5 separate regions of the Mus musculus genome follow, and all the other regions are linked to region 5. A link is a loop called in an ENCODE intact Hi-C map of the cell type or tissue named here. Cell type or tissue: left cerebral cortex. All regions are shown on one strand. Links, peaks and the distances in the headings refer to the core of each region. The heading gives the core; the rest is flanking DNA. Region 1 holds the start of C8g (complement component 8, gamma polypeptide). Region 2 overlaps Sapcd2 (suppressor APC domain containing 2). Region 3 holds the start of Traf2 (TNF receptor-associated factor 2). Region 4 has its middle 5.4 kb from the start of Gm35287. Region 5 holds the start of Abca2 (ATP-binding cassette, sub-family A (ABC1), member 2).

Region 1 (5,973 bases), core at 974-5,973, 73 kb before region 5:
AAGTGAGCAGGTTTTGTGTGTGTGTGTGTGTGTGTGTGTGTTGGGGTCAGGCTGCCCCTCCTAAGGCATTGCTGCTATGAGCTACTCTGCCCCAGTGCAATAAAGAACCACGGGGTACCATTTTCCCCAGTAGGTTCCAATGGCTCAAATCACTGAAGCCTTCAGCGCCTATGGCTGGCAAACCAGGAGAAGAAGGGGCGGGGGCGAGGGCGGGGGCGAGGGCGTGGAGCCTGCAGAACACGAACAATGCGTGGTGAACGCCAGGCTTTGATAGTGGCATCGTCGCTGGCTGTCAGCAAGAGTTCCTGCTCCTGGGGGCTAAAAGCCACGGAGTTGACCACATCCTCATGCCGCAGCTTGGCTAGGCAGATGTTGTAGTGGCGGTCCCAGATATAGCCATGCCGATCTTCAGCCCCACTGTGGGATAGCATCTGGATGAGCCCACACCCACCTGCTGAAGCCCATACCCAAGCCCTGGAGCCCACCTGAGCCCACACCTGGCCACAAAATCCCTGCTGACATCCAAGAAGATGAAGAAGCACTCGTCATTGGGTGTGTAGGCACGGTGCGCTCGAAGAGCTCGCTTCACCTCTCGCATGGTCTTGAGATCAAACACCAGCAAGTCAATCTCCTCCGCAATGGGTGGTGGCTGCATGGGGTCGGCTACCACTGAGCCAGGGGGCCAGGCACGGCTATTCACATACAGGTACCTGAGCAAGGGATAGCATACATCTTAGGTACAAGCATGCTATTAGATACAGGGCCAGCTGTGGTGCCCCACCTGGCTCACCAGGCCCACCTGTTATCAGGAGACAGGCCCATGCCAATGATGTGCCCATGCACATCAATGACATGGTCCAGGGCATCAAAGAAGGCATCAGAGCCCCGGCCCTCGCCCAGCACGGGCCCTGCAGTTGTCATCTGGTGTGGCAGGATCTGCTTGATGCCTGCATGGAGACCAGGGTGAGGGGTCATCCAGAGCCTGCAAGGACATTACCACCAGGGCACTCCCAATCCAAGAACAGCCCTAAGAGTCCACAAACACTGTCTACACTCAGACTTAAGCACAATTGTGCACCCGCTCACTTGCTGACCAATCCCCTGCCTGGGTTTTCACCACTCTTACACAGGATCAAGTGTGCCAAGGCAGAACAGTATCTCAATGCATGAGCCAAGCTTTGCCTATGGACTTGCTGGTCTGGGGAGCAACACAGTGGTTGGTGACCGTCCCAGGCCCAGCCCTGCCCTGCCCACCATTACCGATCTGATGCGGTGAGTACGTGAGGCAGCCAGTGGTGAAGATGAGGTACTTATTCCTGGTGTCAGCGTCATTGCACTCTGGAGGCTTGGTGTGGCCCTGGGCCAGCAGCTCAGCCACCTTGGTCTCCAGTGCACAATCCGATAGCTGTCCGTGTCCATCCAAGACGCTATCAAACACACGCCGTAAACCTTTCTTGACGTGGTCAGAACCAGAAGTGTGCAAACCTGGGTCAGTGGCCTCTTCTTCAGTGTCCCCACCTAGGTCAAAGACTCGGCAGGGGAGCCCAGCCTGGTCGCTAGCATCCAGCAGGAGGTCCGGGCTATCAAAGCGGCTACAGTCAGCCACCATCACTGTGCGGATGGTGCTGGCATTGAGGTTCTGGATCTTAAAGAGCCGCTTTACCACGTTGACATTCTCTGACTCCACATCCTGTGGATAACAGTTGGGTGCTGGTCAGAGGGCCATGTCTGGGGAGCAGCCTACCCTGGGCTCTGCATCTGCCCTTCCATGCCCAGCCCTGCCCATGCCTTCTTCTCTATTTCCCTGCCCTACCCCACTTGTCTGCCCAGCCTGTCCCTGTCCCGGTCTGAACCTGGAAGGCATTGTTGAGCCACAGCACTGAGCAGGAGGTGATATCTCCAATGCGGTGCAGGTTCCCCGAAATGAGGCTGGTTTCTGTGAGCCAGCAGCCAAACACATCATAGGGCTTGTTTCGCACACGGGACAGCAGGGCGAAGGAGTCTGGGGGGAAGGCCACAGCTGGGCAGACTGCTGGCAGGGCACAATGGGACAGGTAGCCCAACCCAATGCCCACACTTACCTAAGCTGATGACAGCTATCTCGCCTGAGGAGGAGTTATGTGGCCCCAGGAACACCCCTGAGGCCAGCAGCAGTGAGTCATCCTGGTTGAACTGGGAAAACTGGGTGTAACTCCAGTTGTATGGCCTCATATCTGCACTGTGCAGCAGTGAGATGGTCAGGTCGTTGTTCCAGATCTGTTCCAGAAAGGCTGCAGGGTAATTACCAGGCCAGTTCACTCTGGCAGCACAGCAAATCCTGACTCTTCTCCATTGAGGGTTCTGGGTCCTCATGGGGCAAGAACCTTGGCCTAGGTCTTTACCACCCACTCTTATGACATCGTACCAATGTAGAGGGCTGACCCTGGGAGCTAGAGATTAGAGCTGTTCTAAGCTTTGGGTCTTGTGTGGTCCAGAGCAGGCCTCCAGGCACTATGTGGCCCTCTCTGCTTCTCTCACCATTGGCTTCTCTTCCCACTGAGTTCTGCTGCATGGGAGAGGCACCCTCACCTTCACCGTGCAGTCCTTGGAGCAGGAGGCAAACTGGTACCCCGAGTGGGAGAAGCTGAGGTGCAGGACCTGGTCAGTGTGCTCCTTCAGTGTCTGCACCTCCACACAGGGTACCATGTCATAGAGCCGCCGGAACTCCTCATACCAGGATGTGGCCGCTGTGGGCAATATAGTGTCACTCCTGCATGCAAGGCTCCCTCACTAGTCAAGATTGAGAGCCGACAGACAGCATGGCTACTGGGAGATGTTTTGTAGGGACTCTGGAACTCACGACTCACTAATTAGGTCTCAGCCACAGGGGGCACCCTTCTGCTCACAGAGACTCCCTCTTCCCCAATATGGCCCGTGTGTCCTTGGGCCATGAGCCCCTGCCCTGAGCCAGCAGGTTTAGGGGTGTGTGTACTGACCTGGGTGGCGGGGCACATCTCGAGCCACCTGGTAGTAGCGGTAGAATTGCTCCTTCCATAAGAACTCATCCCGGGACACAGCCTGCCATTGGCGGCATACCAGCCCAGCAGCCAGCACATCTGCAGGGCCCAAACTCAGGAAGATCTGGTAGACAAGGCTGTCGGGGAGCAGGGGCAGGCCCCCCTCATCCATCGTGACATTCTGCCCAGACGGTCCTGAAACCCACCAGTGGCGGCTCTGAACCCAAGCCTCCTCATCGCCAACCCCAGGGAGAGACTGATAGTCTGGGGTTCCAGACATGGCAGTCCTAGCTAGCCCCACCAACTGCCCACCGGAGAATTCCACTGCACTGAGCATGTGCGGGGGGAGGGGAGGGATGTGTGCATCTCTCTTTGTGTGTACAAGTAGCACTGCCCCACCACAGACCCAACACTTCTTGAAGGACCCAGGCAGTAACGTTGCACCACCTTACATTCTCCAGGACACCAAAGGACTTGCTGGACCAGACAGCAAGCCCCTGAGTACTACTAGGCCAGGTAGAACCTGCGAAGTGGGGGGCAGCCCCACTTTCCAGGTGGGGGCCTTTGATGCCTTCCCCAATGCTACAGGGCACAGGGAGGCAGGTGAGCACAAGACAAGCAAACAGGTCTGGGCTGCTCAAACTGGCAGGTCCAAGGTTTAGCAGCCCACCCTGTCTTTGACCTTGCTGCTATAGGACTTCAGGCCAAGGCTGACTTTCTTCTGAGAAGGGGTTCCTGCTAGCCAGTGGCATATGTCGTTCTGGACTCAGGAGACAGCCTGGCCAGGAGGGTGGTTAAGAGTGATTGGGGTTTCTGAATGTCAGAGGAGACATCAGGGACCACGCTTTGCTGCTTAGCTAGAGTGGGCAGCAGCTCCTTCATTCACCCACTGAACACCGGAGGGTGGATTGGGACGACGTCAACCTGCCAAGGCCATCACTGGCCAGATAAGGCCACCAAAGGCTGTACAAGTGTAGACATTGCAGGAAAAAAATATGGTGACAGTGAACAAAGCCCGTGAAGGTGACAAAAGCCAGTTAAAGTAGGACAAGGCAGAGCGAGGCCCATGACCGGGACCAGGCCCGAGAAAATAAACGAAGGCCACGATCGGGGACAAGGGACACCGAAGGTGGCAGAAGGCTGGTGAATGCAGGACTGGGAGTAATGGGGCACAAGGCTGGTGACTGGGGACAGGGCAGATGACACAGGTGAGTGAGCACGGCGGGGCCAAAGCCGGGACTCACCGCGGTGCCTCTGCCCGCTGCGCTGCGCCCGGCTTCCGCCGCCGCTCTAGTCTCCACCTCCACGTCTTTATGGAGGCGCCAGGCTCGACGCTGAGAGCCCCGAGGCATCGATGGACCGTTCCCCCCCCCCCCCCTTCCCCGTCTTGCGCCTGCGCCTCAGGCTCCGACTAGCAGCCAGCGTTTCTTATGCGCCTGCGCAAACTCTTACTTTCCGAGCGTTCTGACTCACAGAACAGTACTCACTCCTGGCTACCCTAAAGGACGGAGGATTGAGCCAGGCTCAGCTGGGCCGGTTCGAGACTCTGCCTCTGCTCTCTCTGCTGCTGGGCTTTGAACAAGTGACTTTATGAGCACGTTCTTGTTGGTTGTGGAGTTAAAGACAGTTATTGCATGCATAGGGTTGAGCACTGACCACAAGTGGAAATAGGGGTGCAGAGGTCAACTCTTAACTTTGCACTTGGGACACAATGCCCAGCTCCTATCAAGGCTAGGTTCTAGGATGGACCCTGGCTTGGGTTAGGGGTTCAGTAATCGGAAGACAGATGTGGACTTCCTGGACTGTGCTTCCTGTGGCACTGGACAGTGGACTCTGACCTAGGACAGTGCACCCCTCCACCTCGCTGTCCTGTCACCTACTGTCCGTAGCAGGTTGGCCATGCTGTCTCCAGGGGCTGTGTTGTTCTTCACCCTGCTCTTGACAGCCAGTTCGCTGGGCCAAAGGACTCGAAAGCCTATTGGGTCTACCTCCCCCATCAGCACTATCCAGGCCCAGGTCAATTTCAGTGCTCAGAAGGTAAAATCTGGGAGTGAGTGGGGGTAGGTAAAAGAGCAATAAGAACCTGCCTAGCTTGGCGGGATTGGTCCAGGGTGCCCCATTTCCCCAGTCCTGAGCACTCATAGTCAACTTCCAGTTTGCAGGGACATGGCTCCTGGTGGCTGTGGGCTCTTCGTGCCGCTTTCTTCAGGAGCAGGGACACCGAGCTGAGGCCACCACATTGCACGCAGCTCCCCAGGGTGCAGCTATGGCTGTCAGCACCTTCCGAAAGCTGTGAGTCCCAGCAGGACTTCATCCCAGCCCCTGAGCCCATCTTACTCTGCCCTCCTGACTCTAAACCTCATCTCTAGCTCTTCTGTGGCCTAGATAGCTATCCCATATGGCCTCTCCTGGGTTGGGGTTCCTAGAGTCTGGGTGCCTCCTCTTATGACATACCTTCTTCCCCTCCCCAGAGATGGGATATGTTGGCAGGTACGCCAACTCTTTGAGAACACAGGGGTCCCTGGCCGCTTCTTGTTCCAAGGTGAGGCAGGGGCATCAAGGGAGAGGGCTCTGGGCTGGAGGCAGAGGGGAAAGGACTGATGTGCTGTTGTGGTTCTGCCGCAGTCTCACGGGCCCGTGGACCAGTGCATATGGTGGTTGCTGAGACTGACTATCAGAGCTTTGCCATCCTGTACCTGGAACAGGGAAGGAAGCTGTCTGTGAAACTATACGGTGCGGACTAGTCCTGTGATCATACATGGCCTGTGCTTTTCACACATGACCTGTGCTCTGCATCCTCCAGGTCCACCTTGATGGACAGGGCGTCCCCAGATGGACACACACCCCTTCTCATTCCTTTTCTATCCCCATACTCTTGGCAGTAGGCACCCTTGATGAACAGCTACACATGGGATGGGGTGGGAACTGGATGGGGCAGGGACACACAGCTGACCTGGCTGTGTGTCCTGGGTTCCCT
Region 2 (6,013 bases), core at 292-5,291, 52 kb after region 5:
CAGTTTGTGTTGTCACAGCTGGGAGTTTATGTGCATGACCGACACCCAAGGGTCAAGTATGCAGTTCGAAAAGACAGGTGAGCCTGCAGGAGACTTTCCTACTCTATACTACTGCGTCTGGGGCTCCATGAGGATCCGCACTGGCCTCTGGCAGTGCCCCTCGGCCTATCAGGACCACGTAAAACACTGCCTTGAGAGTGGTGGCGAAAACCCTTAATCCTTACTCTCAGGGGGCAGAGGCAGGTGGATCTCTGAGACAAGGCTGGTCTATAGACTGAGTTCCAGGACAGCTAGGATTACACAGAAACCCGGTGTCTGGAAATAAAAATAAATCCTCCCTTGGGGACTCTAGGGCCTCCCAGGCAGTCTGGCTACAGGCCACAGACTTCCAAGAAACGATAGTGTTATAGAAAGCACGAGCATGTGGTTTTCACCTCCTTGGAATATCAAGGCTGTGAGGCTATGTTTGCTGAATCCCCATCTGTGTCATCTTGTTTCAATATACCTCCTGGCACGTGAGAGGTCTCCCAAGGAATGTCACCCTGGAGCAGAGGCTATGTTAACAGTTCCATCTCTTACCTCTGACCCTGTGATGATGTCAGGAGGGAAAGGCAGCTCTTCAAGGTGTGACAGACACTTCAGAGAGTGAGATGCCCACCCAACTGTATGTGAGGGCTTGAGACAGGGTTTCTCCCTGCAGCCCTGGAACTTACTCTGTCAACTAGGCTGGTCTCAAACTCAAAAGACCCTTCTGCCTCTCTGCCACCCCAGCCACCACCTTTGTTTTTCTGCTGTGTCACATGACATGAGCAAATTTAAATAGGGCCTAGTGTGCAGAGAAAGGATTCTATTTTGTAGATAGAATAGCTATCTTGGGCAAAGCCAAGAACAGAACGTGAAGCTGTGAATCTGAGGTGGCCTGGCCATCTGAAGAGCCTGGCAAGGCCTAGACCTTGCTGAGACCTATCTCTATGGGATAGGCAGAGTCAGCCCCAGTCTGGAGTCTAGTCAAGTGTCTCTAGGACCTGAGGGACAGGAGTGGCAAGCCATGGAATGGAAGGGTACAGAGGTAAAACAAGGAACACAAAGGAGGCTATGGGGATGGAGGGGCAGACCCAACCTGTTGCTATGGAAACCTGTCTCTAGATGGCAAGTCCACCTGGGTAAACTAATCTTGCAGAATACAACCACCTTTTAGAACTAGCTTTCTTCCATGCCCAGAAACCACTCCAGTTCCTGAAAAAGATGGTTTGGGTGCTGGACTAACTTGTACTTGATCAGGTCGCTTTGCTGGCCAAACACAATGGGTTCGTATTCCACACTGGAGTCTTCAGGCCACAGAACTCACCTGTGACGACTCAGTGCTCCACCAGAACAGGCTAAATAGGTTCTCCTCATCCAATCTGTGCCCACCCAAGCTGCCAATGGGAGGCATAAGCAGGGAGAGAGTCACATCCACAGGCTCAGTTTCTTCCCACACGCCTGGGTTGCTTTCCTATGGATAAGTCAACGATGACACTGCCGAGCCAAGTAGGGCATTAAAAGATGCAGACGTGCTGGGTGTGGTGGCACACACCTTTAATCCCAGTACCAGAGAGGCAGATCTCTGAGAGTTTGAGACCAGCCTGCTCTACATAGAGAGTGCCAGGACAGTCAGGGCTACACAGAGAAACCCTGTCTTTAAAATAAATAATAATAAATGATGTATTCTGCCCACAGTGCACTGCATGACTTGGCTGGGAGGCCCAAACTTATCTATTTGGGGGGATAGGACCTCCTTAGGGGGATGGCCACAACCTGAGCTAACTTGATGCCATCTTTCCCCAGTTAGTTAACAGTTTAAAGACAGTTAGTTTTGGTAAGGTGGGTAAGCCAAGTTATTGGCTTCCTTCTAGGAACCACACTAGCCTGGTCCAGCTGCAGCCAGATTTTCCTTCTCAGCCTGTTACACACAACCCCTGACTTTGTGGCTCTTCCAACAGGCACAGAGCCCTCTATTAGATAGCCCCATCCTCCTCCCATTCCATGTCTCCCTTCTGCTCCTATCTGAGCCACAACCACCTTTCCATAGTGCCTCTGGTGGACAGAAGGAACCTCTAACCTCCTAGTTCCTGGGCCTCCTAGCCCACCCTCAGCTCAAAAATCTATCTGCTCACTCACTCAGTAATACCAAGGTAAGACAGGGCAGAGGAACTAAGCTCAACTAGCAGCCCCTGCTGGGCATTATGAGAAATACAGCCCAGTGTGACCAGTACTTTTTACTAAGCCAGTGATCCCAGGAAACCCTGCCAGGTGGATCAGGACAGACGTAAACATGCCCCCTTCTCTGTAGGGGCTGCCTGAAATCAGGTAAACGTGAGGATGATCCTCCGCCACCCACTGACAGTGGCAAGTGGCAGCTTCCGGCAGAGTACATTTCTAGCAGCACCCAAGTCTGGAGGCAGCTGCCTCCTTGAGGGCTCTGAGGTCTAAGCCCTGGTGGTCTTCAGTCAGAAGACAGGCTCCCGGCAGTGTCATGGAGCTGAAGCTAAGTCTGTGTGCACTTGTCCTAGAGAGGTACAACCAACTAGATGAAAGTGGAGTCCAGAGGTCCCGAATCCTGCTGGCTGAGCGCTCGGGCCTCAAACAGCTGCTTGATGAGTGCAGACTTCTCCTGCTCCAGCTGCGTGATGCGCTCACTCTTATCAGTCACCTCCTGGGCAGGCGAGCAGGCAGGCAGGCGGTCAGGGTTTGCTGGGCCTCCAGCCCCAGCCCCATCTTCCCACACCTCACCTGAGTGAGAAGCCGGTTCTGTTCTTTCAGCATGAGGATGGTCTGTTGCTGCCAGACTGGAGTTGAGGGTGAGGGAGGGCCCAGGGGCCCTAAAGAGGACGAAGGCAGAGCCTGTGGAAGTACACAGTGAGCCAGACCTTTCCTGGCATAGCATCCAGAACAAGGACAAGGGATGCCAGGCAGCCTCCAGAGCACTCACTCTGCCAGAGCAGGCTGCAGTCAACAGCTCCCCCAGGCACCGGGCCACCTCCTGTACTTTGGGCAGCAACCTCCCCAGAGGGCGGGGGCTTCCTTCAGCCCCAAAGTCCTGGAAAAGAAGCGGGACCATGAGGAAGTCCCGGAACCTGGCACACCTGTTCATCTCAAGTCTCAGCTCAGAGCCTCAAGGGAGCCCCACCCCAGGGCAACTTGGGTCCTGTTGTCAGGGCTGGCCTGGCACTTACTGCAGCAGCTCTGCTCTGGCTCAGGCGGCGCTGACGTTCCTGCACACGCTGCAGCTGCTGCTGGTACCAGTCTCGGCCCCGTGCCATCATCTCCAGGCCCTGCAGAAGCACCTCCTGTTCCTGGTCTAACTCCTTCATCTGCTTCAACTATAACACACACGTGAGCATGGAAATGTACTCATGACAGCAAGCAGACTGGCTCTATGCACACCTGCACATACCTTTGTGCTCCAGGAGCTGCAGGTGTGGGAGCTGAGACCTGTCCACAGGCAGTCTAGCACACAGACACAATGAATGACATCAGCACCTGTGTAGTCTGCCAATGCACCCACGACGGAAAGCACCAGCTTATCCAGGGAAGGTTCCAACGTATGCCTTGGAGAACATAGCCTAGTTTCTCCTCTTTGGATGATGGTGATACTGGAGACTGGCCTCTCAGCCCCTCTACTGAGGCTTCCCAGGGCAGCGGAGTGACTGAACAGACTCAGCACTCTAGCTTAAAGTAATTATACTCTTTGTGCACTAAGCTGGCCTGCAGAGGTGAGCCTACCTGGTAGGCAGAGCAGGGTCCCACACTCTGTCTCCAGGCATCTCTAAGGAGCCTCTTCTCCCTGTGCCTGACTTTGTCTGTCTTCCCTTAAGCCCAAGAAGGGAAAAAGCTGACCAGTTCTCCTACAGGGATTCCCCAAGTAACCAGGCCCATGGGATCTCCCTGGTTTCCAACCTTCTGGATACACAGAGTCCCTCAGAGTCCTGGCCCCTCTTACCAGGCTGCAGTCCACACCATTGGTGATGGTATGCCTTCGACGCTCGCCTCGGGCCCGTGGAGCCTGCCGGGCTTCACCTGTGCCCTTGCCCAGGGTCTTACAGGCTGCTGCACCTGTAACAGACAGTCGGGGACATAGCTTAACTCTGGGCAAGCCTAATGGCCTCATAATCTCATCCTGGCTCCCCAGCCCTTCCAGAATCCTCCAGCTAACTGCGACAGTACAAACCCCAGGGACCAGGCCTGTGCAGGGAACCTCAGTCAGTACTGATTCCTGAGTGTGCTTTTGCTTTCTCTGTTGACTTTGTGCCTAGTTAGGACTTGGAATCCTCTTGCCTGCCCTGAGAGGTTGGGGGTGGGGGTGGGGGAGGCAGGAAGCAGGGGCAGGGAGTCACCCAGTGCCTGACAAAACATATCAGATACATATATCAAGAGTATCAAAGAGGGAAGGGCAAGAGACGAAATGGATAGGCCCTGGTGTGGTGACCCACAGCTTTTGAACTTCCCTTGGGCTCTCCAACCCTATCTGTGGCATCAGGGTCACCCCCGAGGCTAAGCCATCCGAGTGAGTGACAGAGATACAATATTTGGCTCAGATGTGCAAGACAGAGACTCTAGCTCCAAGCAGGCCCCAAAGTTCCTGTCCCATCCTGCTGTGCTGAGTGGTCTGCAGGTTCAGGGTGAGGCAATGAGAGCTACAAAGGAGGCTGCCTCCAGAGGGTGGGGCCAGAGCAGGTACTGGCACTGAGTTCTAGGAAGGACCTGGAACGTTTGCACAGAAAAGAGGCATATACCGTAGAACTGGGCATTTGAGGTCATATGTGCTCATAGGGAGCTAAAGTGGTTCAGCAAGTATACCAACATCCTTATCTGGACCTTGGCTGACCTATAAAAAAGTTAGAGCTAGAGCCTGGCTTTAGGTTTACAGAGCAATGGCTAAATATTGCCCAGTCATGGGCCCTGAGCACATGGCTTTCAGAGGGGTAACTGACTCAGGGCCACACAAGGTAAAACAGATCTGTACCACAGACAAACCCGGACCCTGTCCATTATATACAGTCCCATGCCAGGGCTGACTTCACACTCACAGCCACCAAGATAACCAGCTATGCCTAGAAGCTTCCCCTTCCACAAGAACAGGGAGTCAAGGCTTGAACCGCAAGTAGAGCCCAGTCTCTCTCTGTCTCTGTCCCTCTGTGTACTAAAATGAACTGGCAGCTGCCATGAGTGGGCAGCCCTGACAGGGCAGTGCACAGGATAAATGGGGAACAGGGTTGGAAGAGGGGCTTAGATTCCTGAGAACCTGCCTCCAGGCTCAGGCATAATGCAGGTCCTGTTCTCAAGGCAGACAGGGGGCTATTCAACAGTCTCCTGTCCCAGCCAACTAGACCGGAAGGAGGGAGAGAAGCCTGCTGGATTCCCCAGAGACTTTGGTCTGTGTCTGGCAGTGTATCTGCAGCAGCACAGCACAGCAGGTGCTGTGGGACACACACACACACACACACACACACACACACACACACACACACCATCATACATACACCCAACCTTCTTCAGCACTTGTGCTAGGTGCTCCTGTGCTGCCTCCTCTGCCTCCTGGGTGGAGAAGCAGGCCGGGTTGTCTCTGCAGGGTGTCACACTGAGAAGAGCCTTCAGGACAGGTTAGGGCATGAGAGCATGAGCACTTTTAAGAAGAAACGTTCACAAGCAGCCACGCAGAAATGAAGATGAAGACCCAGATGTCCCCAGGTCTAGAGCAGGTACAGCAGGCTGATGCCTTCTCTCACGGCCACAGACGCTCCAATGCCTAGCTCAGGTTTGAGACAGACTGGGCGTCTCCTGAGTTATCAGTCACTTATCAGCCCTTGGCCCTGGTATCGGGCCTCTGCCCTTACCTCAGCACTTAGGCACAGGCCAAAGCCCCTTTCCACCCAGGTGGCCCCAACCTTCCTTAAGAGGCTGCTCACAGTCGTCCCCATCTCCACCCCTCTGACAAGACCCTGTGGGTCTCCAGTTTCTAGCACAAGTCCCT
Region 3 (5,818 bases), core at 819-5,818, 120 kb before region 5:
AAGCAAGCATGGGGCTGGACTTTAGATGCCCGAGGAAAGGGAACACAAGAGTAAACTCTTGAGGTGAGTGGACACGGCACCTCTGGGACCACTGTCAACACCAGAGGAGCATCCCCTGTGCAGGATACTGTGAGGGACCATGTCAGCCTTTCCGCCTCCTGTCCCTGGCACAAACTGGGCTCTGTCCCAAAAGGCAGACTATCTGAAGTGAGGTGAGGGGTCCTAAAGGGACAGCTCAGCCTGGAGGTCCGAGTGAGCAATCAGAACCAGGCACCCCAGTGCACAAGCCACACCAAAGAGGCAAGAACAGCAAAGAGAAAGACAGCAGGGAACCACGTTGCCCAAAGGGCCACAGTTTGCTTCGAGAAGCCTTCGGACAGGGGTGGGAGGAGGGTCACACTGGAAGCTGACTCCTCAGAACCAGTGGGAAGCTGCCTAGTGTCCTGGTCTTGGCCAAGTCAAGGCAGCTGGTGTCCATTACATCGGCTTTGATTTATAGTCAAGCCCACAGGCCCTCAGCTCACAACATTGTGACCTAAGACAGCAGCTTTCTCTTTAGTACCCTGGCACCTGGGTACAGTCACATGCCTCCAGGTCCTGCTGTCAGTGGTTCTTGGCTGACGCTAGTTCTCAGGGAGTGAGCAGGTGCTGTGTGGGTCCTCCTGAGTCTGCCCAAGGGACACCCCAACCTCTGCCTCGCCCTCAGTGGCTGTCTTGCTGAGTAACTTTTGCTTTCTTTTTAGCAGGAAGAAACCCACATGGGAATCCCCAACAATCACAGTGACTCACCCATTTCCCAGCCAGTGAGTGAAATGAGTCCCCAGGATGTCACCCAATTCTGTACTGGTGGGTGGGGCAGTGAGAGCACCTCCCATTCTCTTGATCTGGTCTAATTCTGGTACACACTCTACAGACCAGCCCCTCTCATCCCCTCCCCCAAAGAGTGCACATAAAATCTCCAAGTAGAAAAGTCTAAAGTGACATTTTTGTGGCAGCAGGTGTTGTACTGGTAGGCTATGGTTAAGGTTGTTATGGCAACGATGGTCTCTGGCTCTGTTGCCTTTAAGGTCTGTGGGCACAGTTGCCAATGAGATCTTTGGTGGATGTGGGTGAGGGAAGGTCTGGAGCATGGAGCACACCTGCATTTTGCCCTGAGGGAGCAGATGCTCTCAGCGAATGAGCTTACGTTCAGGCTAGCTTCTCAGGCTCCTCGGGGCTCTCAGGAAACACCTCCTCCCACTGGTAAAGAAGGCTCCACAGGTGTGGACTCACTACCGTGAATAAGCCCCAAAGGCTCCAGGAAGCTACGTGACCCAGCAGTTGCCTGAACTTCAGCAGAAGAGGACAACTTTGCTGTCCTATGGGTGGGATTCCTGATTCAGTTAGGGGAATTCCAACTTCCACAGGAGCAAGGGTGTGCAGTCAATGTGGTTGGATCAGCAGTGCCTGCTGCAAGCAGCTCTTGTCCCAGAACAGTTTTCATAGCTGCAGGATCTCACTTGGACTCCCTCGGCTCCCAGAATCCTTGCAATCTTCATTAAACTGCTACCAGAGTTATTAGGGTCAGAGCCTGTTTTGGCATCCCGAACAAGCCCTGCTCAATCATTTGTCCTCAATAAGCTAATCAGAGGTGAACTTTACCAGTGAAAAGCAGAAAAGATCTATTCAATGTATCCATACTAGAAAGAAAAACAAAGAGATTCAATGACACAGCCTTCACCATATCTACCTTCCAGCTCCTGGATGAAGTAATTAACTTCAAGTAGAGGCTGGAGGTATGCATCACTAAGTAGGCTGGGTCAAGGTGTGGTCCTGTCCATCACTGACCCATCATTGTCTGAGCTCGGCTAGCCTGCAAGATGGCCTGAAGCTGCACATCTCTTCCCAGGAGACAAGTTTCTTCCTCGGTTGGCCCCAGGCTTCAGCCTTCTTTCTCCTTCTGAGACTCCTGGAGAATAATTAAATTTCCTGGGGTACATTGTTTCAAGAGACTGGTTGCCAAAGAGAAGAGCATAAGTATCTCTTAAAGTCAGTTACAGAATGAATGCAGGCAAGACACAGAGGGTAGAGTGCAGAGGTGTCCATCCTTCCACACTGTGATATAACAGCTACAAATGTTGGGATGCTATCCTGGGATACATGCTGTGGGTTGGACACCCCTGATGGTGAGCTCTAAATACTTTGTGTGTATATACATATATGTGTATGGTGTTGTTTATATGTGGTTATGTGTGTAGCGTGTGTGTGTGTGTGTGTGTGTGTGTGTGTGTGTGTGTGTGATGTCTAGAGATATATAGAGATATGTGTCAGCATATATATATATTTTTTTTCTTTTTTGCAGGAAGAGATGACTCAGGAGTTAAGAGCTCTCTCAGAGTTCTGAAGTTTGGTTTGGGTCCCAGCTCACAAGAGCCTGTAACTTTTTTTTTTTTTTTAAGATTTATTTATTTATTTTATGAGTACACTGTAGCTGTCTTCAGACACACATCAGAAGAGGGCATCCGATCCCATTACAGATGGTTGTGAGCCATCATGTAGTTACTGGGAATTGAACTCAGGACCTCTGGAAGAGCTGTCGGTACTCTTAGCCACTAAACCATCTCTTCAGCCCTGAGCCTATAACTTTTGCTCTAAGGGATACAATGGCCTCTTTGTATGGAATCCCTGGATACTTCACTCATGTGCACAGACATACATACTTATAATTTTTTTAAAATACCTTTTTAACAGGACTGCAGAGATGAGAATAGACAATTGTCAGAGGTGTACAAATCTACATGTTGACGTAGACTCAAGTCTCCAAACATAAGCTTTCTTGGGGGACATTTCCCTGTTCATGTGGTTGAAGGTGCTCTTGATGAATCCTTCAAACTTTTTTAAAAACCTTTTTATTGGTTCATTGTGCATTTCACATCATGCACCCCATCCCACCCATCTCCCCCTCCCCTTGTACCTGCCTTTCATCCTTGCAACCTCTCCCACAACAGATGGAAAAAAATCTCGTCGCGGAAGCTGTAGTATGTCAGTTTGTTCCACAGTATACCCTTTTGTCTACACTTCTTTGTTCGCAAATATTCATTGAAATGTTAACTCTTTAAACTTTTAAATTACACTTATTCGTCTATTTGTGTGTATGACTAAATAATGCATAAACCCCTGCTCTCTTTCCACGATGTGGACCCAGGGCTCGAACTCGAGTTACATTTGGTGGCAAGTGACTGCAAGTGACTGACGTCCACGAAGAGAGGCTCAAGGCAGCTTCCTCAACAACCTTGCTAGGAACCGGAGAAACCGGCTTAGCCCCCACCCCCTGCGCCGCTCTGACTAATCACCGCTCTCTGCGGTTCCGTGCTCGTTCCTGGTAGGTTCCTGCTTCCGTCTGTCAGCGGGCAGAGTCAAGGCGGCCTATTTGACAAATCGACGGCCGCTGCTGCTCCCTGTGAGCTCCTGGTAGGCGCGTGCGTCTGTCCGTCAGACGGGGCGGGCCGCGGCAGCGGGGGTGTTTCCCGGCGAGCGCTGAGTTCCGGGCGCGCGAAGACCGTTGGGTGAGGCGGCGCGGATCTAAGCGGGGGGTCTACTCTCAGCGGCGGCCGGGCTGGGGTCAGGCGCGGGGTGGGAGTGGCGGTTGGGGGTCAGATGCGGGGCCGCCGCTGTCTGGGTGAGGTGGGTGGGTAGACTTTTCGGAGCCGCGGAGCCGGAAACTGAAAGTCGCGGGAGGGGGGCCGGAAAAGTTCGCGACGTCCGCAGCGGTGCTTGGCTGCGCGCCTACCGCGGTGGCTCGGGGTTACAGCAGTACGGTCCCTGCCCCAGATCTCGGTCCGGCATCGCGCCCGAGGGACCCACGAGCCCCACTTGCCCTTACTGGCCTTGAGCGAATACCTGGTCTCCCAGGCCACTTTTACCGCTCACCTCCCACCCACTTATGCTTTTTGGATGGGGCAGTCAAATTTGGTCTGCCAAATTTACGTCGCCTTTTCTGACACCCGGCTACACAAATCACGGACACCACCTCCCCCATAAGGCCTCTTCCCTGTTGGTGGTTTACCTTCCCTGTCCTCCTTTATTTTTTCAGATCTCACCTTTCTGCCCCTCAGAACCTCTGTTTCTCTGGAAACTATCTTGCTTTTTGTAAAGTAGTCTGGCCTCGAACTACTGAGTGCTGGGATTAAAGGGCCTGCGCCACCACCGCCCTGGAAACTATGTTGATGGGATAGATGCATATGTGTCAGGGTGTGGAGACTGATCCCAGGGCCCTTAACCTCCTGACGCCTGCCTAATGGAGGTTGGACCTAGTGTATATTCCACATGATGGACTTGAAGCCCTGAGTAGGTGGAAAGGACATGAGATTGATTAGAACTCACAGACGTACTCCCAGCGGGCCCCAAAATCGGAGAAACAAACTTTCAGCTCCGTGGACACAATGCAATGTCATCATTGTCTTGTGTGCAACTCACTAGCTTGGCTACCAGTCCCCCAGAGAAGTCACAGTTGACCTTGCCACCACGGCCCCTTCCTGCCTGCGTAACTGACTGAGAAAGGTGGTATTTAGTGACCCAAAGTTAACTGTTATCAGGTGGAGACCCCAAGCAATCTCAAATTGATGTTTAAGTCTTAAAAATTAACTTTATTGCTGAATACTTAATGATGGATTTATAAATACTTGAGTTTTAAAAGCTGAAGGAAGGGTTGTTTTTTATCAAGCCTTGTGTGTACATCTGGAAGGCTGAGTGCTGTCAGCAGTTGTGTCTCTGGTCTGAACTGGTGGCTCCTTGCCTGCCTAGCAGGTCTGTGAGGTGTTTACCTGTTGGCTGTTTTTTTCCCTGGGACCCTCTAGTCCGTACCTAAACTGACTATTCTCTGACAATACAGGCTGCCTGGAACCCTGTTACTCTTCTCCTGTTTGCCAGTCACCATGGGCTCCTCAGGAGATTCTCCACTATGTCCACACACCTGAGCAAGGGCCATGTGCATTCATAACCTAGTCTCACTGGCTCCTGGGCTGCAGCACACTGAGCACTTCCAGTCAGAGCTCTCTGGGAATCCCTGCTGTGGTTCCTCCTGCACCCATGAAGTAGCAGCAGGCTGGACAGCACAGAGGACATGGCAGCAGCCAACTTGGAGAAAACCTTCTTCCAAGAAGGAGATGCTTCCTGCCTCTCCTCTCACTACTGTTTTCTGAGAGTTGGTTTGGGGTTTCCTTCTTGACAGTGGGGTGTCAGGCCTCCACTTCCCATGTGGTTGCTACATGGATTGTCAGTGTAGCTTGGCAGGTGGGTTTCATGGGGTGGGAGCTTTTACAGGCATGGACAGGATGACCTGGAGAAGAAAGAAAAATCTAGAAAGAGTTGTCCATAGATCCTCCAGATTATGCCAAGGATGGGCTGTGCGGCTTCCAGGCTTATGCTGAACATCTGTCCCTGTGTACTGGCCTTGCCCCCTTTACATAGAGGGTTGGAGACAGCTTGGATGCCACACTGGACATCCATCTCATAATTGTAGTGTGCTCGCCCTGTTCATGTCCATAGAGGAGGAGACACGGTGGCTGCTGCATCTAGGATCTGGGACCCAGGTGGGCAGTGGAGTTAGTATTTGGGGCAGGTTGTAATTTTGGTGGATGGTTCAGCTAAAGAAAGTCAAGGATTTGGAACCTGGACATAGTCTTAGGGTTGCCGTGCTCAATTAGAGCACAGGGCATGGGTTGTGAGAGGAGGTGAGTTTGTGACAGGCTGGACAGTTGTGTTGCACAAACAGATTCTGTGCTGTGTACCTACTATCACTTTATGGCATTACCAGCTGGGCCATCTAGTTATTGATGTG
Region 4 (6,013 bases), core at 710-5,709, 55 kb before region 5:
CAGGTGGACTAGCCCTTGGCTATAAACTGGGCAAAGACCAGCAGAAGAGGCCCTGGTGAAGTCAGAGGAAGAAATGGCAGAGCACAGACATAATGAAGACAGGAATCTGGAGAAGCACAGGGTAACCAAGCAATTTCTGAGAAAATATTCTGGTGCGATAGATGGAGGAGGCAGAGAAGAGAAGGGTGGTCACAACAACAGGCTGTCACTGAGGGTACCACCACCCTAGAGTCTGAGATAGGTGTGTGTGTGTGTGTGTGTGTGTGTGTGTGTGTGTGTGTGTGTTACATGTGTCTCTCAGCCTGAAACACACATTTGAAACGCTACAGACCTTTTACTCCAGAGAGAGACACCGATCTCTCACACAGTTGGAGGCTCCTGCTTTGACCTGTGTCCATATCAGCGTGCAGAAGACAGTGTACGGGGCTGGGTACAGCAGACGGCACACGGCAGCACAGAAACCACACAGCCTCTAGACATTGTGGTGTCCCTTTTATATTCTTTTCTTCCCAATTTCCGTTCCATCAACATGGTGAAGCAGTGAGGAGCAGCAGGCCAGTCGCTAAGCTAGCTCCACGTGTCCTCTGCCCGGCTGAGGTGGCCTCAGCTGGCTGCACTTTGCTCGTCTTCCTTTTAGTGATACTGAGTGAGACTGGATCCCAGGAACTCAGGGTCTCGCAGGCGTGTGCACCATGCTGAGCTTCCTCTCTGCCTTCACAAGGCCATAATTTCCAGAAGACCTTACCTTTACTGACCTTAAATTTGGGTGTTTTGTGTGCTGTGACCTTCACCAGTAGGTTCAAAAGGTACCCCAGGCACCTCCAGTTACACAGTGAGCATCTTCTACTCTGAAACAGAACTCCACTTCCTCTTGGCAATGAGAGATGAGTCCCTCTAGCCAACACAATGACTCCAGTTGAGTCGTGTGACAATGACTGGCCAGTTCTGTAGTATGAAGACCCCAGTCAGATAGACTCCTTGTGTACTGAGTGCTGAAGGCTAGCTGACCAGATAGAAAACCAACCCTTGTGAGTTGGTGATGGAATGGGAGGACCTTCCTGCACTGGCTGGCTCTTGGGATCCAGCAGTGGGAAGGCAACGATTGACCATACTGTTGCTCTTAAAACAGAGCAGCCAGGCTCTCTATCTCTGCTGTCCAGGGCAGCCTCCGGTAAGATATGACTGTCACATCAAGAACCCCTGCACTTGTTTGTGCAGTCTTGGGAGACAGGAGCAGTGCAGTGCAGAGGGGCAGGGGTAATTTCAGAGAGGCCTCTTTGACCACTTTGTTGCCTCAGCCTGCTTGCTTCTCCCCACCTGCCCCTTCACACTCTTCCTAGTCATGGCTATGGGGACACAGGAAATGCAGAGGCCTCCCAATATGGGAGCGAGGCACGTTTGTGAACTTCTCTCCCCTACACTCAGGCTTTCAGGGGTCAATGTCCAGAGGCGAGCGTGCAGGGACTAGGTCCTGCAGGATTTAGTGTGCATGCAGGAGCTGGGCTGTACCAGAGGGCAGAGGTCGGCATTGGGGGAGGGGTCCGAGGGGTGGGGTTGGAAACGTCATAGTCTCATCTGGGACCCTCAGCTAGATGTGGGGTGGGAATGGGGCTTTGGCATTGCTCCCCAAATGAGGTTGGTTCCCTTCTAGGTTCTCCCCACAAAAGGAAACCCTGTATCACACATAGCTGCCTAACTTTGCCCGGACAACAAACCCAGCCCCTGCCAGGTGGCCAGATAAGTCTCTTTACTTTGGCCTATGAGCAGCCCTCCCCATCACCACCTGGGCTTGCTGGGCCTGGACCAGCCTGCTGGACCCTAGAGCTGAGCCTGCAGTTTGCTGGAAGTGAAATTGGGTCAGCTGGATGAGGACCAGGCCTGTGAAGGGGCCCCTCCCATCGCCACCTGGGCCTGCTGGGCTCCAAAGCTGAACCTGCAGTTTCCTGGAGGTGGAAGTTTGCAGCTGGGCGGGAGATTGGGCGTGTGAAAGATCTGACTCAATACCACAGAGCAGCCCTTCCTCAAGACCCTCCGAAGGAGCTAGAGAAAGTAACCAAGGAGCTAAAGGGGTCGGCAACCCTATAGGAGGATCAACAATATGAACTAACCAGTAATCCCCAGAGCTGCATCTCTAGTTGCATATGTAGCAGAAGATGGCCTAGTCAGCCATCAATGGAAGGAGAAGCCTTTGATCTTGTGAAGATCATATGCCCCAGTACAGGGGACTGCCAGGGCCAGGAAGTGGGAGTGGGTGGGTTGGGGAGCAGGGCGAGGGAAGGGTATAGGGAACTTTCAGGATAGCATTTGAAATGTAAAGGAAGAAAATATCTAATAAAAAAATGAAAAAAAAAAAGACCCTCCCTTCTGGACCCTAAGGCCTCCAGTCCCCTTTTTATTATTAATATTTATTTACTTACATTCCAAATGTTGTCCCCACTCCCACTTTGCCCAGGCCTCCAGGTCTTATTGCTACCCTTTCCCCAGGGGAAACTGCTTTCCCTAATGTTACCCTGGTCCTGCCCTGCTGCAGTTCTCTTAGAGTCAGTCCCATGTGCCCCACAGGCATGAGGCTCCCTGGAGACACCTACAGGGTTAGGATTTTGCTGCTGGGATGACCCAGGGGTCCCTCTGCTCTTCATGGCCCATAGGGAAGAGTAAGGAGATAGAACCACCTCACTTCTCAGGCCTGTGTGGATCTGAGACAACCCTGCCATGCTTTAAGTGGGTGATGTCGGGGTCTAGTCCTAGCCCTTTGGGCTGTTCATTGGAGGGGGGACTAGAGGAGGAAGTAGGGAGGTTGGTCCCTAAGTTCTACCAATGACAGGGATAGCCCTTTCCATCAGGCTTGGTAAGAACCCTTAATGCCTCAGCAGGAGTCAGATAAGTGGCCGGCATGGGAGCTGACAGAGGATTGGGTAGAGAAGCAGAGGGGCTTGGAAGGACATGGGGGTCAGCAGGCCAAAGCAGGGTGGGGCGGAGGGTTGGAAGGGAGGGAGAGGACCTACTTGAGTGACGAGCCACCCTCCTGGGTGGGAAATGGGACAGGCAACATCAGCAGCAGCCCTCACACCTCTCTGGAGGAAAGTCAAGTCCCTAGTTGAGGATTTCTCCTTGGCTCTTAGGTCCATTCTCAGCTCTGGGGTTGGAGCTACCCTGTCACTACCTGGGTTGGTAGGTGTAGAGTGTCAGGTCCTGGTTCCCTGGCATGCTCAGTAATTGAGGACTGTGATAATCAGCCAACATGCTTGATCAGCTCAGCTAAGGGCTTGCCTGTGGTCAGGGAAGACTCTGCGTGCTGCAGATCTACCCCCAACCCTGCTCACTTCTGTGCTCTGCAGGCTTGGGGCTTAAGACTGAGCCTGGACTACCTGGTCACAGAGTCAGAGCCTAACCTCGGGAAACCAGAGGCTCAGCTGGAGCCAGGCCTGGTGAGCAGGAAGGATGGCCTTGTGGAGGCCATAGACCTTCAGATCCCCCAAGCTGTATAGCCCCAGGGCTGTCTGTCTATCTATGGTTTGTCACCACCATGACAACAACTCAAACAGCTGGTCAGAGGCACTGCCCACTGTTTGACGTTGTTCCCAGTTGAAAATGACAATTGGGCTAAGAGGCTGGGCAGCGGGGTGAGAAGGAAGCTGGGTTCTTGGCGCAGAGGATGCAGCCCCGTCAGGACCTAGGAGTAGGTTGCTTCCAGAGTCAGCAGGAACCTATAGGTTCTGTAGGTGAGTAAGATAATAGCCAGGTGGGGGCGCCAGAGGCGTGCAGACTGCCATAGGGTCTGAGATTCCAATTGATGGATCTCACACTAGGTTCGGGCCTCCAGAGAAGCCTGAAATTGTCATAAAGGTCTGGATCCTCCCACCTCCTGTGACAGACCCAGAAAAGGCTTCTTAGACCTGGGATCAGGGAAAAGCAGGTTGAGGTGCTAACAGTGACCTTGGAGAAGGGTCTACGGTTAAAGTGAGTTTTCTTCTGCTCCTCATCTTCTAGGGCAGTGGGCATCATGGCCATCATGACATGGCACCCTTGTGGCCACAGGATACTCTTGGCAAACGCTGGGAAGTACAAGGAGTTGACCTTAAGTTGGATAGGAAGTCCCTGGAATCCAGGACCAGGAACTGCCAGAGAATCAACTGGACTCTCCCTGGCCTCCTGGGTAGAGTTCAGAATTGCAGTGTGCAGAGTGATTCACACCCACTACTCCTTGGCTTAAAGGGGGCTTTTCATGGGTCTTCTATATGGCCAGTGCTCATGCCAAACCATGGGGCTCTGAAGGAGCCACTTCAAGTAACCCTGTCTTGAGCTGGGGAAGGGAACACTGGGAAGGGAGCACTGGGAGAAGCACTAGCCTGTTCAGGGAGATAGCAAGGATGCAGCAGTGGCTACCTTTGGGAGCGAGAACAGAAAAAGGTACTTGGGTGCCCACAAAGTCAGGCTGTGGTGAGGATTCAGGCTGCCTCTGCTCTGGCCTGATGGCAGCCCCTGGGTATCATCTTACAGGGTTTTTATTCTCTTTGCAACTAGCTGTGGCCACCTGGATGGTGAGATAGGCACGAGGCTCACACCTCTCAGAAGTGACTCAGTTATGATGTTGACCCTCACCTGGGCCTGGGTCAGCATCAGATGGGAGATTCACACGCTGTGACAAATCTGCCTGTATTTTTACAGTAGCGGGAAATGTCCACCTGATCTGTTGTGTCCTTCCTGTGGTTCCGGATGGACCAGGGACCCAACCAACCTCTTTTGCTGTTCTAGTGGGTTTCCCAATGAGCGAAGCAAGATGTGGCCCTTCAAAGACCTGTGCTTGCATGTTCCTGGCAGCTGTACGTGAGAGACCCCAAACTGAAAATAACACGGTGTCCATCAATCACCAACTGTAGGTAGAAGGTGGCTCCACACGGCGCCAGATGCTGTGAGCTGCTACCATAACAATTCACTGAGCTCACAACCCATCAGGATGTGTACAGTATGGCTCCCCTTACAGACAGAGCAACTGCTCTGCAGGGACTGACAACTGCTGTGCCTTGGAGGGCAGCAGGAGCAGTGGAGGGAGGAATCCACAAGGGAGCTGAAGGAATCTTTTTAAAGTTAATGTTATGTAGGTGTTTTGCTTGCATGTTTGTCTGTGTACTGCTTGCATGCCTGGTGTATTCAGAAGCCAGAAGCGGGTATTGGGTGCCCTGGGACTGGAGATACAGTGCACTGTAAACTACCATGTGGATGCTGGGAATCAAACAGGGGTCCTCTGGAGCAGTATTCGGTGCTCTCTAATTTTGGAGTCATTTCTCCAGCCTCAAGGAATGAGTGTGTGTTTGTGTGTGTGTGTGTGTGTGTGTGTGTGTGTGTGTGTTTGGAGATATGGTTTCTCTGTGTATCTGTGTAGCTCTGGCTGTCCTGGAACTCACTCTGTATAACAGGCTGGTCTTGAAATGCTGGGATTAAAGGCATGTACCACTACCCTCTGGCACCAAGGATTCTTTTAAAAAGCTACTTATTTCTATCTTTTATTTATGTATGTGGGAATGGAGGGATGTCTGCAAAGGCCCTGTTCAGTCTTCTGTAATTACAGGTGGTCATGAGCCTCCTGACATGGTGCTGGGAATAAAATCAGGTCCTCAGGAAGACCAGCAAGTCCTCTTGACTACTGAGTCCTCTCCACAGCCTGGGCAAGCCTGGGTCCTCTCCACAGCCTGGGCAAGCCTGGGTCCTCTCCACAGCCTGGGCAAGCCTGGGTCATCTCCACAGCCTGGGCAAGCCTGGGTCCTCTCCACAGCCTGGGCAAACCTGGAACCCACTACCTAGACCAGGCTTGTCTTCAGCTCACAGAGCTCCACCTACCTCTGCCTCCTGATGAGGGAATCTTTGTAGATTGGTAGATGCTCTCACTGTCTTAATTAGGATTTTACTGCTGTGCAGAGACACCATGACCACAGCAACTCTTATAAAGGACAACATTTAACTGGGACTTGCTTACAGTTCAGAGGTTCAGTCCATTATCAACAAGGCAGAGAGC
Region 5 (5,929 bases), core at 921-5,920:
TAGAAGGACCAGCCTACCCACAAGCACCCAGTGGCCATGAAGGGTCAGCACAGGTTTCTCAGGTCCACCCAAGATTGTAGTCCCTCCCAGTATACCAAGACGGTGAGTGCTATGTGGTACCACTAAATGGGGCCCCTAGGTTGTGCCTGTCAAAGCATGGACCGCCTACTCTCTGAAGAGGTCAAAAGTCAGCCAGTTTGTTGTCAACCGTGACCCATTCATTGACCCAACCAATAGGACAAACGGGTACAATCTTGGCCACATGTGGCCTCTTTGTGCCTGGAGCCCCTACGCCATCTCTCACCTCCTCTGCCGCAGCAGCCTTGTAACTCTGTGCTGACTCAGAGAGGTGAGGCCTGGTATAAGCAAGGCCCAGCAGGTGACCAGGGCACTGAGCCTCTGGCTAACATAGTCCTTGTGGCAAGAAGCCTTTTGTCCTGCCCTAACCTCCCAGGGCCAGGCTGCCAAGGGAGGCCAGACTCACCTCCCATACCATGTGGAGAAAAAGGGGCTTTACCAATTCCTGCCCCCACCTCAGCTCAGGGAGGAAGTCCAGGAAATAGACTGGGAGCTCCTGCCTCTAAGATCCCAGGAAAGAGAGGGTCAGCCCTGCAGAAGCCGTCCTCCTCCATGGCTCTTCCGCCTCAGGTCTCCTTCACCCTCGTCACCATCTGAAGCAGACTCTGAAGCCCCTCCCAGGAGTGGTGTGGGTCCGTGCCCAGCTTGTCCCTGGTTGTGCCCACTGTGCTGACAATAGCTCTCTGTGATCAGAACACCCTGCTGTGTTGTCTATACCCTCACCCGCCTCAGCCTGTGCCAGCCTCCACCTCCTCTCCAGCCAGGATGGAGTCCAGGGCCAGTTGAGGAGGTGGTATGTACACCCAGGGCTGCAGGACACGGTGTCTCACGCATACAGAGTAGCAGGGGTCACAGCTCAAGAGACAGCCCTACCCACACTTACCCGACCACAGGCACATCTGCCCTGCCCTGGGCACCTCTGCCCGAGTAACTGCAGCGCAGGCCAGGCTGGCTCCCCTATCACTATAGCAACGGCTGCGCATGAGCTGCTGGGAGAAAGAGTCCTAGCTGGGAGGCGGAGGGCAACAGAGGGGCATCTGGTTACAGGCTCACAGCACAGGTCCAGCGCTACCTGTCTTACCTAGGTGACCGCAAGTGACCTAGGGATTCTGTCTCTCAAGACAAGTCCCGTGCTTCCACACTGCCCCAATATCTCCATGCTCACCCTGGGCCTGAGCAGCCTTGTGCTCGCTGTGATGGGGGATGGGGAGGGTAGCAGGTGATACCCACGTGTGATGTTAGCTTCCACCACAACTACTCTATACTGGTGATCCTCCTAAGGGTGCCAGGGTGGACCCATGTCCCATGTACTACCCATGTCCCTACAACAAGGCAGGGTAGTACTTGAGCGAAGGAAGCAAGCAGGGCAGAAGTCCTGAGGTCCCCTCCAGATCACAAGCTTTGCATGGGCACACCCCTGACACCAGCAAAAACTGTCTTCCTGGAAGAAGACAGCCACTGCTGGTAGCTCAGCCATAGGTTATGGATCTCCTCTGTGGTCTAATTGGTCTCTGGGAATGTTGAAGCATGCGAATTCAGGAAAACCCAACAGATCCACATAACAGGCAGGGGTCAGTCCTAGGGAAAAGGCAACGGGCACCTCCAACTGACTGTCACACAGCTGGACTCTTCTCCCAACTTGCTGTGGCAGGAACTATGTTGTGGCCTCTATTCCCAAGCCCTGAGGGGTGTTCCTGATAAGCAACTTTGGGCTAGCTAGCACTAAGGCATGCCTACATACACTCTGTGTCCCTTCTTCCCAGGGACTCAAAAGCTATAGTCACAGGGCTGCCCCTTCAGACCCCACACCAGCCAACCAGAACAGAGAATGTACCCAGTCCTGGCAATCAGCCAGGGCCAGGTGCCCACGGGAATTCTGCCAGGCTGTGGTGATGACTGCTACCCACCCTGCCTACAGACCAGAGTTTCTTATTATGAATCTAAAGTACTCAAAGAACATAGGTGGAGTGTTGCTGCCCAAGGGGTCCCTGGGTATGAGCTGGTTAAGGCCCTTCTTTTAGGTCCTGCACTCTCTTGTCTCCATCCTGGAAAATCCCAAGGGCCCTCGGACACTCTTGCTGGCCCAGGACTCTCTGGATGCCCTTGCTCTTCCAGGGACTGGGATGAAAACCAACACTGCAAACGCCATCCGTGCCTGGCATCCTGCTCCTCACACAGGACTCGTACCCCAACACTCTTTATACCCTGCCTGGCCTAGACAGGTACTAAGAAGCTCAGCAGAACCCAGCCCCAAGAGAGGCCCAAGGCAGGAGAAATCAGAGGAGCAGCCTCAGGAGAAACTGGCCCCAAAGGGTGCTGGGATTTAACAGGTTGAGTCCACACAACAAGGACATTCCCAGGGATGAGAAAGCAGGAGTAAGGGTTGTGACTTGCCAGGATGGGTTAGGAAAGGAGATGAAGGGAGGAGAAGGTGGTGGTGGTGGTGGTGGTGGTAGTGGTGGAGGAAGAGGAGGAGGAGGAGGAAGAGGAGGAGGGCGGTAGCAGCGGCGGCGAAGGCTGTTTGGTACCAGCTTCAGCCTAAGGTGCTTGCCCAAGGGCAGAGTACCAGTAAAGGGAATGAAAAGACAGGTTCCTATGGGGGCCCCAGAGATGATGGGACCAGGGCTCTGAGTCCCTAAGCTGAATGGTGTGTCCCAGCTAGCGCTCTGGACCAGGAACCTGCACCTAGCTCTAGCTGAAGTCCAGGGACCACCTGCCCCCACCCCAGCCTGCCAGAAAGCGCTGCGGAGGGCGCCGGCCCGTGACTCAGCCGTGCGCTGCGAGTGTCAGCGGACCAGGGCACAGCCGAACCCACTGCCGGAGGCCCGGAAGCCCGCGGAATCGTCCGGCCCCGAACAGGGTCTCCGGTGGCGCCCTCCCGGGGTCTGCGCGCGCCTGGACACTGCACGTGCACGCGGAGAGCGCACCGGCAAATTGGGCGCGCGGCCTGCGAGCCCCTAAGGGCGGGCGCGGCTCGCTCACCGGGCTCCGGCGCTTCAGCGTCACGTTCTTCCAGAGCAGCAGCTGCAGCTGGTGCAGGAAGCCCATGGCCGGGCCGCGCTCCGCCGCTTCAGCGCCGCGGCCCTGTCCTCTGCGCGCCCCGCCGGGCCCCGCTGCCGGCCGCGCCGCTCGGCATCGCCCGCGCGGGGGCGGGGCGCTCGAGAGTCCAGGACCTGCTGCTCGCAGGCTCCGCCCCGGCGGCCGCAGCTACAGAGACTCGTCGCGCCCGCGCCCGTCGCCCCCACTTAAAGGCGTCTCTGCGCCCGGGTAGCCGCCAGGGGGCGCCCGCGCCCGCCTGCACCTGCGCACAGCACTAGGCCTCGCTGCTCACTGGACCCATAATGCAGTGTTTCCAAGATCCCTCACAGCCCCCATCTAAACCAAGATCCCGGCTCGCACCTTTCCGAGGTCTAGGGAGAACGCAGGTACCCTATGCTTCTCCCAGGAGATTCCAAATATGAGTCTCCAATTGAGAGATTTACGCAGAGGGGTACCCAAGGTGTTTACTGTCCTGTTTGGAAAACTGAAGGAGGCTTGGTCACCATTAGATTGACCCTCCTCACTTGTAGAGACAGGAAGCAGGGTCAGTCACTCATTTAGAGGAGAGACATTGGTCCGTTAGGAGAATCCCATCGCGGCTTGAGGTGCAACAACACGATGTGACTTAGATATTTTAAAGAGGAGCCTGATGAGAGGGACTGCGGTAGTTCGACCACCTTCACAAAAGCATTCTGTGTTCCTCATAGACGAGCCACCACCTGCTGATGAAATGGCGTTTACCTAGATTATCAAAATGCAGAGCAACAGCAGGTCATGGCAGATTTACCTTTAACCCAGCGCTCAGCTCAGGGAGGCAGAGAAAAGCAGATCTTTGTGAGTTCAAGTCCACACTGGTCTACATAGAGAGACCATATCTCAATAAAATAAATAATAGAGAGCAACCACGCACGTGTAATCCCAGCATCAAAAAGGCAGAGGCAGAAGGGATGAAGTATTCAAGGTCATCCTTGGTTATATAGAGAATTCAAAGCTAGCCTGCGCAACATGAGACCCTGTCCAAAATACTCTCTCTCTCTCTCTCTCTCTCTCTCTCTCTCTCTCTCTGCAGGTGGAGACAGCTGTTTTGAGGTCCAGGGTATCATCCAAACACATTTCTTACATAGTTTTAACTGAATTTAGAACACGTAAGGTGCATATGCCTGGGGTCACTGCAGTCCACCTGCGATTTCCATGCAGGTGAGGCAGATGCCCAGCGGGCAGGGCAGCAGAAATGCTTACCAGGTATGAAGAGCTAGACACACCACGTGAAGGGCTGGGTGTGCATAACCGGAAACTGCTACAGGTCAGAGAGCCCTAATTCTGACCTGAGAAAGTTAGGTTTATATTCAAAATGATGCTGAGACATCACAACTGTGAAAATTTACCACAGTCATCCATTGTGACTACCAGATCAGGCCTCCCTGCTCTAGCCAGACTGCACAAAAGGGGCTGGAAAGCAGGGGTGACTGAGAAGACAGGTTGTCCCTTATATAAGAGGTTTACTTGCTACCCCAACACCACCCACCTCCCCACCTACTCCATATTCATGTAAGCCTAGCATCTTTCTGCTCTTAGAGCCTGGCCTTTGGTGGGTCCTTAGAAGTGTTTGAATGTGGGCCTATTGATACTGTCACAGGACTATTTTCTCCAATATGGCAGGCAGGGGGCAGCAGAGAGCCACTAGCTGTGGTCCTGAGGACTGTGTCTGAAGACTGCAGGCCAGTTTGGGTTTCCCCGGCCTATGAATAGGAGGGGGAGGCTGTGTGGTATTCAGCCTGGGACATGCAGTTTGCTCTTAAAGTGAATGCAAACCGTCATCGAGGGCTAAAGCTTCCTGACACTTCCCAGCTCCTCTCCTGGGCTGGTGGGAGAGGACACGAGACTCCACCCAGCCCCAGGCTCAGGCTCCTTCTCTCCAGTTAGCCCATGAGGCTAGATTAGGGCAGGAAGCCATGGTTAGGCCTTTCCCACAAACCACAGGGGGAGGGCAGCTTCCTGCCTGTACTGCCACCCCATCCCCGGACAAACCCAAGCCCCAGCCCATCCCAGGAGCTCAATCTGTCATACACTCATAGCCTCACCTCTCATCTCCTCCTGGCCCACCCAGTCCAACACAGTGGGCACCTGCAGCAGGCTCTTCAGTGAAAGCCCTAACGGATACATCACACCCCATCACACAGGACACACCTCCCACTGAGACCTATGACATGTGGCACCTCAGCCACAGCTGTGTCTGACCTCAGTTCTCAGGTCTGTACCTGCCGTGGGCTTTGAGTTCCTGGTAAGGTACCACTCAAGCAAGGCTCTCAGACAGAAACGAGAAACCCAATAATGGCTGCCGGAGGGAATTGAGCAGAGGAAGCTGGCTGGTGAGCTCTGCTGCCTAACAGACTTGACCAGGAGATTTCTGTCAGTGTTTTTATTAGTAGTGCCTCTTTCCCTGGGGGAACTGTGGTGTCAAAAGCCCAGAATCATCTGCACTGTCCTTCCACAACCCCCTGCGCCCAGTGTACAGTCTGCACCCAGAGTACTAGAGGGTGCATCTGCAACCTTGAGGCTAAGCACCTTGACTATAGAAGTGTAGGGTCCCAGCTCCAGCCATGGGCATGGAGCCTTCAGCCATGGGTCAAGGTAAGTCAGGGACCCTCAGCCACCTTCCCCATATGCTCCTCATTAATTCATTGTCTCTTATCCTGGGCCCCTACTCTAAAGCCCACCAGGGCATCTCAGCCCAGTTTTCTCCTTATATCCTGAATTCCTGCTCACTGAACAGGAAAAGCCTTGGGGTAGTGCCATGGTGACCAAAAGCCTG

What was found. Peaks named below come from ENCODE experiments on the same cell type or tissue, not always from the same donor. Only the 100,000 strongest peaks of a DNase experiment are listed, where the experiment ranks them.
Region 1: it touches region 5 in a loop (3-fold over the local background); 8 of 42 quality-filtered maps call a loop at or near these places.
Region 2: a loop joins it to region 5, with 6 times the contacts of the local background. A loop is called at or near these places in 8 of 42 quality-filtered maps.
Region 3: a loop joins it to region 5, with 2.6 times the contacts of the local background. A loop is called at or near these places in 14 of 42 quality-filtered maps.
Region 4: a loop joins it to region 5, with 2.1 times the contacts of the local background. A loop is called at or near these places in 29 of 42 quality-filtered maps.

Annotation. Positions count from the first base shown.
Region 1 is chr2:25,499,154-25,505,126 of GRCm38, reverse strand. It overlaps C8g (complement component 8, gamma polypeptide), which reads left to right and starts at 4,621. Exons shown (of 7, transcript NM_027062.2): 1 at 4,621-5,033; 2 at 5,152-5,288; 3 at 5,468-5,538; 4 at 5,622-5,729. The coding sequence starts at 4,896. Fbxw5 (F-box and WD-40 domain protein 5) reads right to left here and starts at 4,377. Exons shown (of 9, transcript NM_013908.5): 1 at 4,241-4,377; 2 at 2,976-3,191; 3 at 2,569-2,726; 4 at 2,082-2,256; 5 at 1,854-2,002; 6 at 1,261-1,690; 7 at 800-947; 8 at 498-710; 9 at 1-417. The coding sequence starts at 3,168. The coding sequence ends at 162. In left cerebral cortex, for the core only: a CTCF peak has its summit at 2,874; DNase peaks (open chromatin) are centred at 2,996, 3,372 and 4,374; H3K4me3 peaks cover 2,050 bases; H3K27ac peaks cover 1,301 bases.
Region 2 is chr2:25,373,034-25,379,046 of GRCm38, reverse strand. It overlaps Sapcd2 (suppressor APC domain containing 2), which reads right to left. Exons shown (of 7, transcript NM_001081085.2): 2 at 5,530-5,631; 3 at 3,983-4,095; 4 at 3,216-3,362; 5 at 2,972-3,079; 6 at 2,773-2,883; 7 at 834-2,695. The coding sequence ends at 2,567. Among named protein-coding and RNA genes, the nearest start is that of Sapcd2, 4.0 kb to the right of the region's middle. In left cerebral cortex, for the core only: a CTCF peak has its summit at 2,225; DNase peaks (open chromatin) are centred at 419 and 2,212.
Region 3 is chr2:25,544,589-25,550,406 of GRCm38, reverse strand. Traf2 (TNF receptor-associated factor 2) reads left to right here and starts at 3,467. Exons shown (of 11, transcript NM_009422.3): 1 at 3,467-3,545. It overlaps Gm35476 (a long non-coding RNA gene), which reads left to right. Exons shown (of 4, transcript XR_866044.3): 3 at 1-803; 4 at 2,342-2,482. In left cerebral cortex, for the core only: no CTCF peak of the experiment used is centred there; DNase peaks (open chromatin) are centred at 1,030 and 3,376; H3K4me3 peaks cover 1,560 bases; H3K27ac peaks cover 568 bases.
Region 4 is chr2:25,480,898-25,486,910 of GRCm38, reverse strand. No RefSeq gene overlaps it. Among named protein-coding and RNA genes, the nearest start is that of Gm35287, 5.4 kb to the right of the region's middle. In left cerebral cortex, for the core only: a CTCF peak has its summit at 3,728 (motif pointing right); DNase peaks (open chromatin) are centred at 1,853 and 3,736.
Region 5 is chr2:25,425,967-25,431,895 of GRCm38, reverse strand. Fut7 (fucosyltransferase 7) reads right to left here. Exons shown (of 4, transcript NM_001289453.1): 4 at 5,522-5,929. Abca2 (ATP-binding cassette, sub-family A (ABC1), member 2) reads right to left here and starts at 3,297. Exons shown (of 49, transcript NM_001368624.1): 1 at 3,061-3,297. The coding sequence starts at 3,126. In left cerebral cortex, for the core only: CTCF peaks have their summits at 3,360 (motif pointing right) and 4,778; DNase peaks (open chromatin) are centred at 1,959, 2,277, 3,334, 4,789 and 2 more places; H3K4me3 peaks cover 2,322 bases; H3K27ac peaks cover 2,896 bases.